2 separate regions of the Homo sapiens genome follow, and region 2 is linked to region 1. The links are chromatin contacts, found by Hi-C or POLR2A ChIA-PET in ENCODE. All regions are on one chromosome and are shown on one strand. Each heading gives the region's core, a stretch centred on a gene start or an enhancer-like site at or near the end of the contact. The rest is flanking DNA. Distances are from core to core; before and after follow the strand shown. Region 1 has its middle 69 kb from the start of LINC02541. Region 2 has its middle 52 kb from the start of MARCKS.

Evidence for each region. Hi-C counts contacts between places; a loop is a spot of excess contacts on that map. ChIA-PET counts read pairs that join two places held with the same protein, here RNA polymerase II (POLR2A). Pooled maps may share reads with other maps.
Region 2: a pooled map shows a loop between it and region 1 (2.4-fold over the local background). The contact joins two enhancer-like sites. A Hi-C loop is called at or near these places in 1 of 50 pooled maps. POLR2A ChIA-PET finds 5 or more read pairs at or near these places in 3 of 52 experiments (GM12878, HCT116 and Panc1).

Annotation. Positions count from the first base shown.
Region 1 is chr6:113,716,613-113,721,956 of GRCh38, forward strand. No RefSeq gene overlaps it. Among named protein-coding and RNA genes, the nearest start is that of LINC02541, 69 kb to the left of the region's middle. Within about 2 kb of position 2,644, at least 3 of the 41 ENCODE cell types and tissues checked have a DNase peak (open chromatin) inside an H3K27ac peak, as active enhancers do.
Region 2 is chr6:113,802,827-113,808,170 of GRCh38, forward strand. No RefSeq gene overlaps it. Among named protein-coding and RNA genes, the nearest start is that of MARCKS, 52 kb to the right of the region's middle. Within about 2 kb of position 2,450, at least 4 of the 41 ENCODE cell types and tissues checked have a DNase peak (open chromatin) inside an H3K27ac peak, as active enhancers do.

The sequences.
Region 1 (5,344 bases), core at 1,394-3,893:
TACCTCTCCCTTCCTACCCATCTTAGTATAGATTAGATCCTTCCTGTCCTGGCTCCTAACTTCCATTCTGTTGCTTCTAATTGCACTTTACTTCCTAGGTACTTGACACTCAGAATTTGCTGGGTAACCTGCCTGAGGGAAAGTTATTTTGAAAAGTTATCACTCTGTGGTAATGACCTGGAAGCAGTATTTCTGGGAAGATGATGCTGAGGGAGTCTGGAGTCACAGGGCACATGGCTGCTGACAGCCTCCTAAGACCAGTTAATGAGTTGCTGCTGGTTTACAAGTGTCCATTTCTGTGGTCTTTTCAGTTGACCTATTATATTTCAATACATTAATTTTTTTCAGATTCATACTTATAATCAATAGGTAAGTCAGAGAGCTCCCTGTGAAACATTATTTAAAATTAAGTAAATTAAATTTAAAAATTAAATTATTTAAAAACTCCATTCAATGTACACTTAAAAACAGTTAAAATGGTAATTTTTGTTATCACAATTTTTAAAAATTAAAAATGTAATATACCAAAAACAAAGTACATTTTATTAAACTTTTACACAAAATTTTTAGAGACAGGAATCTTGCTATGTTGCCCAGGCTGGACTCGAACTCCTGGGCTCAAGGGATCCTCCTGCCTCAGCCTCCCAAGCAGCTGGGACCACAGGCTCATGCCACCACAGCCAGCAAAAATGAGGCATACTTTATTTCTTTATCTTTTATTTTTTAATACTCTTTAAACCAGATAGTGACACACTATTTTATTTTATTTTATTTTATTTTATTTTATTTTAAGACAGGGTCTCACTCTGTTATCCAGGGACTGGAGTGCAGTGGTATGATCTGGGCTCACTGCAGCCTTGACTTCCCAGGTGATTCTCCCACCTCAGATTCCTGAGTAGCTGGGACCACAGGCACACACATCCATGCCTGACTAATTTTTTTTGTATTTTTATTAGAGACAGGGTTTCACCCTGTTGCCCAGGCTGGTCTTGAACTCCTGGACTCAAGCAATGTGCCCACCTCGGCCTCCCAAAGTGCTAGGATCACAGCCATGAGCCACCGCATTTAGCCTAGGCATACTTCAAATGGCTGCATTGTATGGTATGTGAATTATATCTCAATAAAGCGTGTAAAAGACTCTCCATTCAAAATAGGGAAAAATTTTCAATTCTATTTGCACAAAAGGGGTCACAACAAATGTCCTTATTCTTAGTGGATACAGCCCATTCCTTTCTCTCTAAGTATTTTCAGTCAAAGCAAAACTTTTGGTCACTTGAGACTCAGAGATTTTCTTTAGAAAACACTGATTTAGGTCTCCTAAGGAAAAGAGACCAGGCACTGTGGCTCATGCCTGTAATCCCAGCACTTTGAGAGGCCGATGTGGGCAGATCGCTTGAGGTCAGGAGTTCAAGACCAGCCTGGCCAAGATGGTGAAACCCCGTCTCTACTAAAAATACAAAAATTAGCCAGGTGGGGTGGCGGGTGCCTGTAATCCCAGCTCCTTGAGAGGCTGAAGCAGGAGAATTGCTTGAACCCAGGAGGCAGAGGTTGCAGTGAGCTGAGATCACACCACTACACTCCAGCCTGGGCTACAAAGTGAGACTCTGTCTCAAAAAAAAAAAAAAAAAAAAAAAAAAGGAGAAGGAGAAACTAAAAATAAATATATAATTATGAAGTGTTTCTTTCTATCTAGCTTAATAATCCTACCTTTGTTTTTAGAAAATAGTGAAATAACTCGATTCCATCATTGTTCTTCAATCTCTTTTTTCCCTTCCTCTTGCACTCTCTTCCCTGGAATAATAAGGGTCTTTCTTGAGATGCTCCTGGGGAGGAGAACAGAGCTTTTGTGTGGGCTCCCCAGTTAGTTCAGTGCTTACCTCAGTCAGGGTGTTCTTGTTACCTGCATTCAACAATGTCACACTAAGGTATGAGGGACTAGAAGGGTTACAATGAGTTAACATTCCCAGAGATGGTCCTGTTTGGAAGGGTTTGCTCATTAATTCAAACGGATAAATCTTGGGGGCAGGAGGGTCTGTAGTGGTGGGGCTGGATTTGTCCAAATTAATTTTGGTCAGATGGGATTTTCCATCTACCTCAAACGTAACCACAATAAACTACGTCTGTGTCTGAAGCCATCACCATCTATCTTTCCTTTGGAGTTTCAATCTTTCATTTTATGAGGACACCACTAAGATGGACGATGTATGATGTATCCAACCTTGTCTACAAACTGCCTGATAGGCCTGAAGATGGTCATTTAGAAAATTTCTGTCACTGGAGAAACAGCAAAGCCTTTTGTAAAGCATGTGTCCATATCCTTCACTGTTTACCAAACAAGGATAGGAGGTCAAAAGTTTTTAAATTCATTTAACTCAGAAAGCACCACTTTAGTGTTTCCAAGGTTAAGAGACTTGACCACGGTTAACTGGTCAACTAATAACAAATAACAGAGCTGGAAATGGAAACTAACTCTAACTCTCCTTATTCAAATCCTTTAATTAGTACCAAGGCTTGATCTCCTTATCTGCTTGTGATGGTTGAGAAGCTAAGAAAGAGATTATATGGCTCCTAAGGCCCCTCCTAGGTTTATGACTGTAGGGATTTGACTGCAGGGAAAGTTTCATCAGAATAGTGACAAATTAGCCAACATTGCCCCACCTAAGGGTGACTCAGGGACATTCTGCTGTTTTTATCTGGAGTGATAGGGTCAATTGTCTCTCTTCTGAGGACAACATTTAATATACAAAGGCACAGATTAAAATCTTATGATCTGCCAGGTGTGGTGGCTGTCGCCTCTAATACCAGCACTTTGGGAGGCAGAGGCAAGTGGATCACCTGAGGTCGGAAGTTCGAGACCAGCCTGACCAACATGGGGAAACCCCATCTCTACTAAAAATACAAAATTAGCCGGGCGTAGTGGCACATGCCTGTAATCCCAGCTACTGGGAGGCTGAGGCAGGAGAATCTCTTGAACCCGAGAGGTGGAGGTTGCAGTGAGCCGAGATCGCACCATTGCACTCCAGCCTGGGCAACAAAAGCGAAACCCCAGCTCAAAAAAAAAAAAAAAATAAAAACTTATGATCATCATAGAAAAAAATGTCCAATGCATGATTCAGACTTGTGTAACATCACATAATGATGTCATTGTATTAGTAGCACATTCAAAATGTTTATGCAGAAGGGGTAACAATCTGGTTGTTAGCTGAGAATGGGGATCATGGCCACCTTCTCTTTCCCCAGTACCACCTTGGCAAGGTCCAATTGCATCAGGAGCATAGCAGCCACATCCTCCATTTTCTTCTTAATAAGGAGCATGAACTCTGCAATTAGCCCACCCTTTTTCCATTTTGAGTAGGATCCTTACTTCAAATAGCCTACTTCTGTCCCACCCCTTCCCTACCTATCATCTCCATCACTTATATTCATCTTCTGAGCTTCCCCACTAGTGTCCCTATCTGGTCCTGTCTTCCCTGGTTGCCTCTTCCTACCTGCACAGTTTACATTACACCCTCTGCCTCCCCATTTCTCCCTTGTGAGGTAGTTACTATTACCCTCATTTTACAGAGGAGGAAACTGCAGCAAAGAGCCAGTCTAGTGATATTGGTTTAAACAAGAGTACGCCTTTAGAAGTGAAAGAAGGGGTTGATGAGGCTGTGAAGAGCAAGAAATACTTAAAGAAGCTATCCCAAAAAGCAAGAAACGGGAAGGACACTTTCTTCCTCTTGTTTTTCCTCCAGCAAAGGCCCACTTTACCTAAAGACCTGGAACTCAAGATTCTTTTTTATTTTTTCTTCAACTTTTATTTTTAGCTCAAGGATACGTGTGCAGGATGTGCAGATTTGTTACATAGGTAAACAAATGTGTGTGATGATGGTTTGCTGCATAGATCATCCCATCAGCTAGGTATTAAGCCCAGAGTCCGTTAGCTGTTCTTCCTGATGCTCTCCCTCCCCTGACTCATGCCCCTCCGACAGGCCCTCGTGTGTGTTGCTCCCACCCCATGTGTCCATGTGTTCTCATCACTTAGCTCCCACTTACATGTGGTGTTTGGTTTTCTGTTCCTCTGTTAGTTTGCTAAGGATAATGCCTTTCAACTCCACCCATATCCCTGCAAAGGACATGATCTCATTCCTTTTTATGCCTTCATAGTATTCTTGAAAAGACTCAGTTAAGAAGTCATTGGAGCCAGGCGAGGTAGCTCACCTGTAATCTCAGCATTTTGGCAGGCCAAGGTGGGAGGATCGCTTGAGCCCAGGAGTTCAAGAGCAGCCTGGGCAACATAATAAGATCCGATCTCTACAAAAAATTTAAAAAAAAAAAAATTAGCCAGGTGTGGTGGCTCACACCTGTAGTCCCAGCTACTTGGGAAGGTGAGGTGGGAGGACTGTTTGAGCCCAGGAGGTCAAGGCTGCAGTGAGCTGTAATCACGCCACTGAACTCTAGCCTGGGTGACAGAACAAGACCCTGTCTTAATTTAAAAAGTGAAGAAAAAAAAAAAGAAAGAATTGGAGGTTGTTCTCATCATAAAAAATAAGTATGTGAGGTAATGTATATGTCAAAAAAAAAAGAAAGATCATTGGAGGTTGTTCTCACCATAAAAAATAAGCATGTGAGGCAATGTATATGTTAATTAACTCAATTTATCCATTCCACAATGTATACCTTATTTCAAAACTTCATTTTCTACATGATAAATATATACAATTTTAATTTGTCAATGAAAAATCTTAATTTTTAAAAAAATAAATTATGGGAGGAACATCTTTTATTTCACAACCCAATTTAAAATGAAGATTAGGAAATTCGAGGCTGATTCTACTTTTTATTTATTTATTTTTCTTGCATTATCAAAGAGTTTCAGATGCTGCCTTTGGCACATTTATCATAGGAGACAGAGCTACGTGCTGTTCAATTACAGTTATGTGCCTCCTGCAGTAAGTATTACGTGGAGATATAAGGAATATAGCAGACCTTGGTGATACTTTCCCAAATGAACTCCCATAAAATATAGATTTATAAATTAAAGAAGAAAACACAACACATCAACTTGTATGTGAAACCAAAATTGCACCTGATCCGTGGTCCTTAAATATTAAGTTAACAAGGATAAATTTAATCTATTAAACCCTGGGGATGATTCAACTGAGAAATAAATTTGCTTCTTCCCATCATACTACCTTTCTTTGAAAGCTGATTCTACCACTTTCAAATTGTGTAGCCTGTGCTAGTTACTTAAACTTTCTGAGCTTCAGTTTTCTTATACAGATTGAGCATTCCTTATCTGAAATGCTTGGGACCAGAAATAGTTCTGATTTTGGATTGTTTTGGATTTTGGAATATTTGC
Region 2 (5,344 bases), core at 1,200-3,699, 86 kb after region 1:
ATGTAAAATACAAAAGTCAAGAGAGATGCAAAGAGAAAGAGAAAGAAAAAGAAGAAGGAAAGAAAGAAAGAAAGAAGAAAAAAAGAAAGAAGAAAGAAAGAAAAAAGAAAGAAAGAAAGAGAAAGAGAGAAAGAGAAAAAGGAAGGAAGGGAAAGAAAGAAAGAAGGGAGGGAGGGAGAAAACAACTAAGTATAAGAGAATCTTAACCCTCATTGCTCAATCAGGAACACAGATATTCTTGAAATAACAGCTTAAATATGATGTTCTCATAATCAGAAATGCAAACAAAACAAGATATCCAGAGATAAAAGAAAATTTATCTGTACTTTAAAATTTTTTTGAGTTCAGCCTAGTTTTTATGTATTCATATCATACAACAATACATAGCTATCAAAAACATTTTCTCGAAAAGTAGTAAAGAGCATAGAAAAATAATAATGTGAATTCAATGAAGCATCAAATAAAACTCTAGTGATCTTCATTTTATGTTTATTATAATATTAACATAAAATAAAATGCACAAATTTTAGGTGTTCAGTTTTACATATCTTGGCAATTGTATACACTAGCATAACTACCATCCAACAAGAAATAGAACATTTTTGGGTGTTCTTTATATATTCTGCCTACAAATTTTTTGCATGCATATGAGCTGAGAATATTTTTTTCCCAGTTTAAGACTTGTCTAGTCATTTCTGAATGATGCCTTTTAAAAAGCAGAAAATTTTTTGTGAAATCGAATTTAACATTTTTTCTCTTATTGTTAATGCTTTTTGTGTTCTTTCCTTGAAATCTATGCCCACCCTAAGATCAAAAAGATATTCTCTTTTTGTTCTTGAAACTTTATGTTTCTGGTTTTAAGTTGAGGTCTATGATCTGTCTCAAATGAGTTTTTTTGTATAGAATGAGATATGGGTCAAAGTTCATTTGTTTTCTTCCATGTGGATATTCAGTTGCTCCAGCAGCATTGCTAAATCCTTTGGAAATCGACTTGGTACACTGACTGATCTTGGTTTGTTTGTTTGTTTGTTTGTTTGTTTGGAAACAGGGTCTCACTCTGTCACCCAGGCTGAAGTGCAGTAGCACCACCATGGCTCACTGCAGCCTCAACTTTTCCTGGGCTCAGGTGATCCTCCCACCTCAGCCTCCTGAGTAGCTGGGTCCACAGGCATTAGTTTAAAATTAATTAAAAATTAGTCCACAGCTAATTTTTGCATTTTTGTAGAGACAGGGTTTTACCATGTTGCCTAGCCTGGTCGCAAACTCCTGAGCTCAAGTGATCCTCCCACCTTGGCCTACCAAAGTGCTGGGATTACAGGCATGAGCCCCGCACCCAGCTTCTCTTGGTTTATTTTGTAAAGTATAATATACAGACAAAAAGGCTAAAAGTACAGTTTTCCCTTGGTATACACAGAGGACTGGTTCCAGGACCACCTGTGCATACCAAAATCTTACTCATACTCAAGTCCCTCAGTCGGACCTGCGGAACCCATGTATATGAAAAGTCAGCCCCCTCCGACTGCCAATATATGCAAGTTTCCCATCCCTCAAATATGAATTTTGTATTTTTTTAAGTGAAAGCAAGTTGATTAAGAAAGTAAAGGAATAAAAGAATGGCTACTTCATAGTCAGAAAAGCCAAATTTTGTATTTTTTATCCAAGTTTGGTTGAAAAAGATCTGCGTAAAACTGGACCCATTCAGTTCAAACCTGTGTTGTTCAAGGACCAACTGTAAAACTGAAAGCATTAATGATAGTTATTATTAAGTGATAGGATTATAAGTTGTTTTCTTGTCTTCTTTATACCTTTCTGCATTTTCTTAATTTTTGACAATAAACCTGTATTACTTCGTAATCTAAAAATATATAAAGCTTTTAAATTTTCATGTTCATTTTTTCTTTTCCTTTAGCTATAGCATAAAACCTACAAAATTATAGCTTAAAATGCACATAAATAAATGTAACTTTAAAAACTTGTAAGTTTGACTCTATACGCAAATATCTTACAGATAAGTAAGATATTTTATCTAAATGATAAAAGTACATCTGAATAAGTGGACACATTGTGAAAAGTATTCCAACAATTACTATGTATTTTAGCTCTATTTTTATATCTTTCATTTACGCTGAATAATTCTGGAAGTTCATAAAATTTGCCAAGTACAAAACTTTGAACATCGCTTTAGATATGAATATTTTGTCATTTCAATTTTGTAATAATTTACATATATATTTAAGTTCTTTCTGTGCTGGCAAAGTGTTTTTCAAAGGCCCAGAAATTCCTTTTTTTCTTGCATGGGGTTAAACACTGATCTCATAATCTTATACTCCAAACTTTAGAGACTCTTTCTTGTGAGTTCAAAAGTAAACATCAACCCCTATGTGTCTATCACAAATGGAGTCAAAATGAAAGCAGTTTTGCTGTAACATGGTATTATGCCTGAAGAGATAAATATATACTGGCAAAAGAGGAAGACAAGCTAAGAATCAACAGTAAAAATGTATAACTCATCAGTTTCGATTACAGAAATGTCACATACAACTTTCTTCTTTCTGTTTTGAATTGGTTTTGGATTCCCTGTTTCGCTTGAGGTTTAAATTTCAGCCTTAAATGATCAAACACCAGTTCTCCAGGCCTGCCTTTCTTACTTTCTCAGCAATTTAAGCCAGCTTAGACAATTCAACTTAACCTAAATTAGTCAAACATTGGAAAACTCTCAACACACCTGGCGTGTTTCAGCTGTATGACAACCTGGGCCTCAAGCTTCATTGCACTGATTTGTGGCACAACAGTTAGCAGCATGCTTGGGAAGGGAGGCCTATATCATGGGAACGTCGAGAATGGGAGTAGAGAGAGGAATCTAACAGCAGTTCTTCTGATGGACTACGTAATCAAAATATTTACTTTCACTGTACGGCTATTGTGGCACTGAAATGACACATATGTATGGTGAACCTGGGTAGAATATTAGAAAGCTGCTGTATAGGAAGCAGCATTGTCTAAAAAATATATCGAACAGAAGAAATCTAACATGGAAAAAATAGTTAATATGAATAAATACTGAGGAGGGAAAAAAGGAGTCCTGGAAAAGTGATCGCAGAACTGCAAAAATGACTATTTAGGACTGAAAGAGTTCATGTGGTAACTTTTCTGCAGCTGTGACCATTTGTCCGTATTAACAACAGACCTGTTTTGTTTTGTTTGGGGTTTTGACAAATTACAGCATCCTGTATTGTTCTCTCATCTTGTGGAAAGAAAGGGAAATGTAACTCTATAGAGTTTTATCTTGTATTTTTTATTTTCCCAAAATTCTCCTGAACTCACCGATAGGTGTAGACTAGATGCAAAAGCCTTTGAACTTCAATTGTAAAGTCAGAGGGAAAGGTTTGGTCTTGACGATTCTAAGTCAGTCACTAATGGAAATGAAAGCTGTGCACTCTGGAAACCCTGGCTCCGGTGCTGGGGGATCATGTGCAAACCATGGAATAAGTGGTCAGGCCAGAGCTCTGGAACAGCCTTCCTGTCCCTTGGCTAAGTCTCCCTTCCCCACAATTTCCACAGCTGCTTATCCCAACCCCACTTCTCTGCCTGTTTTTCTCCAACACAAATCAACACTTTAATCAGAAGTATTGAAGTTCCTAATTGGTGGAGAAGGCAAAGATACTGTACCAAGAAGTGAAACGGATAGGTTCCTCCCTGCTAGAACCAATGTAAAGTTACAAAACAACCAATTAAGAAAGGATTATATTTTTCAAAGACCAACTGATGAGATCATTGTTTCTTTTAAGCTTGAGGAGGATGATTTGGTATGATTTAGGCAAAAAGGAGAATATTCTCAGTGCTTGACCCTTGGCCTTCCAACACACACACAAACACCGTTTTTTGGTTTTTTGGTTTTAAAGAAAAAGAGTTTATGATTGGGGGAATCATTGATTTGAAGAGAACTGGACTAACAGAGTCCTTGTCTATCAGTTTCTACTCATTTGTTGTTTGTTTGTTTGTTTGTTGAGACAGAGTTTTGCTTTTGTTGCCCTGGCTGGAGTGCAATGGCGCGATCTCGGCTCACTGCAACCTCTGTCCCCTGGGTCCAAGCGATTCTCTTGTCTTAGCCTCCTGAGTAGCTAGAACTACAGTGCATGCCACCATGCCAGGCTAATTTTTGTATTTTTAGTAGAAACAGGGTTTCACCATGTTGGCCAGGCTGGTCACAAATTCCTGACTTTAGGTGATCCACCTGCCTCAGTCTCCCAAAGTGCTGGGATTTCAGGCATGAGCCACCACACCCAGCCACCTTCTACTCATTGCTATTACATGGGATCTACAGGGAGAAAGAGTTTCTGTCCCTTATTTCTACTGATGGACAACCCCTTTAGTCTTTTTTTAACAATCTCTGTAGTGGATTGTATGGTGACTCCCAACAAGGTATGTCCATGTCCTGACCACCAGAGCCTGGGAACATGGCCTTATTAGGAGAAGAGGTCTTTGCAAATGAAATCAAGTTAAGAACTTAGATGAGGTAATCTTGGACTATCCAGGTGGGCCCTAAGTGCAATGACAAGTGTCCTTATGAGAGACAGAAGAGAAGCCCATGGAAATATGGAAGCAGAGATTAGAGGGAGGAAGTCACAGGCCAAGAACAACTGGAACCACCAGCGTCTGGAAGAAGAAAAGAAAAAAATATCTCCTACAGCCTCCAGAGAGAGTAACGTGCCCTGTCAGCAACTTGATTTCAGACTTCTGGTCTCCAGGACTATGAAAGAATCAATTTCTGTTGTTTTAAAGTACTAAATTTGTGGTAATTTGTTACAGCAGCCTCAGGAAACTAATACAGTAAACTAAGGTGTTTGTTTTTGTTTTTGTTTTCAGTTTCTAATTCCACAATTTCTATTATTCATTCATTTGTTCAGTAAACAAACAGGCAATGAATGTGTCAGGCATTGGACAATGCACGAGAGATACAGAGTTGAAAAATAAATCTATTCTCAAGAGCTTTATAAACTGATAGGGAGAATCAGACATGTAAGTACAATGAAGTATTACAATGTCATTATTATGTATAGGCATGAGAAGGAAGTGACCACTGCTTCCTGGGATGGTCACAAAAGGGTTCAAAGAAGAGAGACACAGAAAAGCTGAAGAAGTGTTTGCTGGCCAAGAGGGTTAAGAATGGGAGGGAGGGAATTCTTGGAAGAGAAAGTATCATAAACAGAGGTATGGAGGTATGCAATCACATAACCTCTACAAATATTGGATGCTTTTAAGTATATCTGGTAAGATTCTACAGTAGGCCTGGTGAAAGGCAGTGCTAAAGGGTAGATAAGGAAGGGCCAGATTATTGACAGCC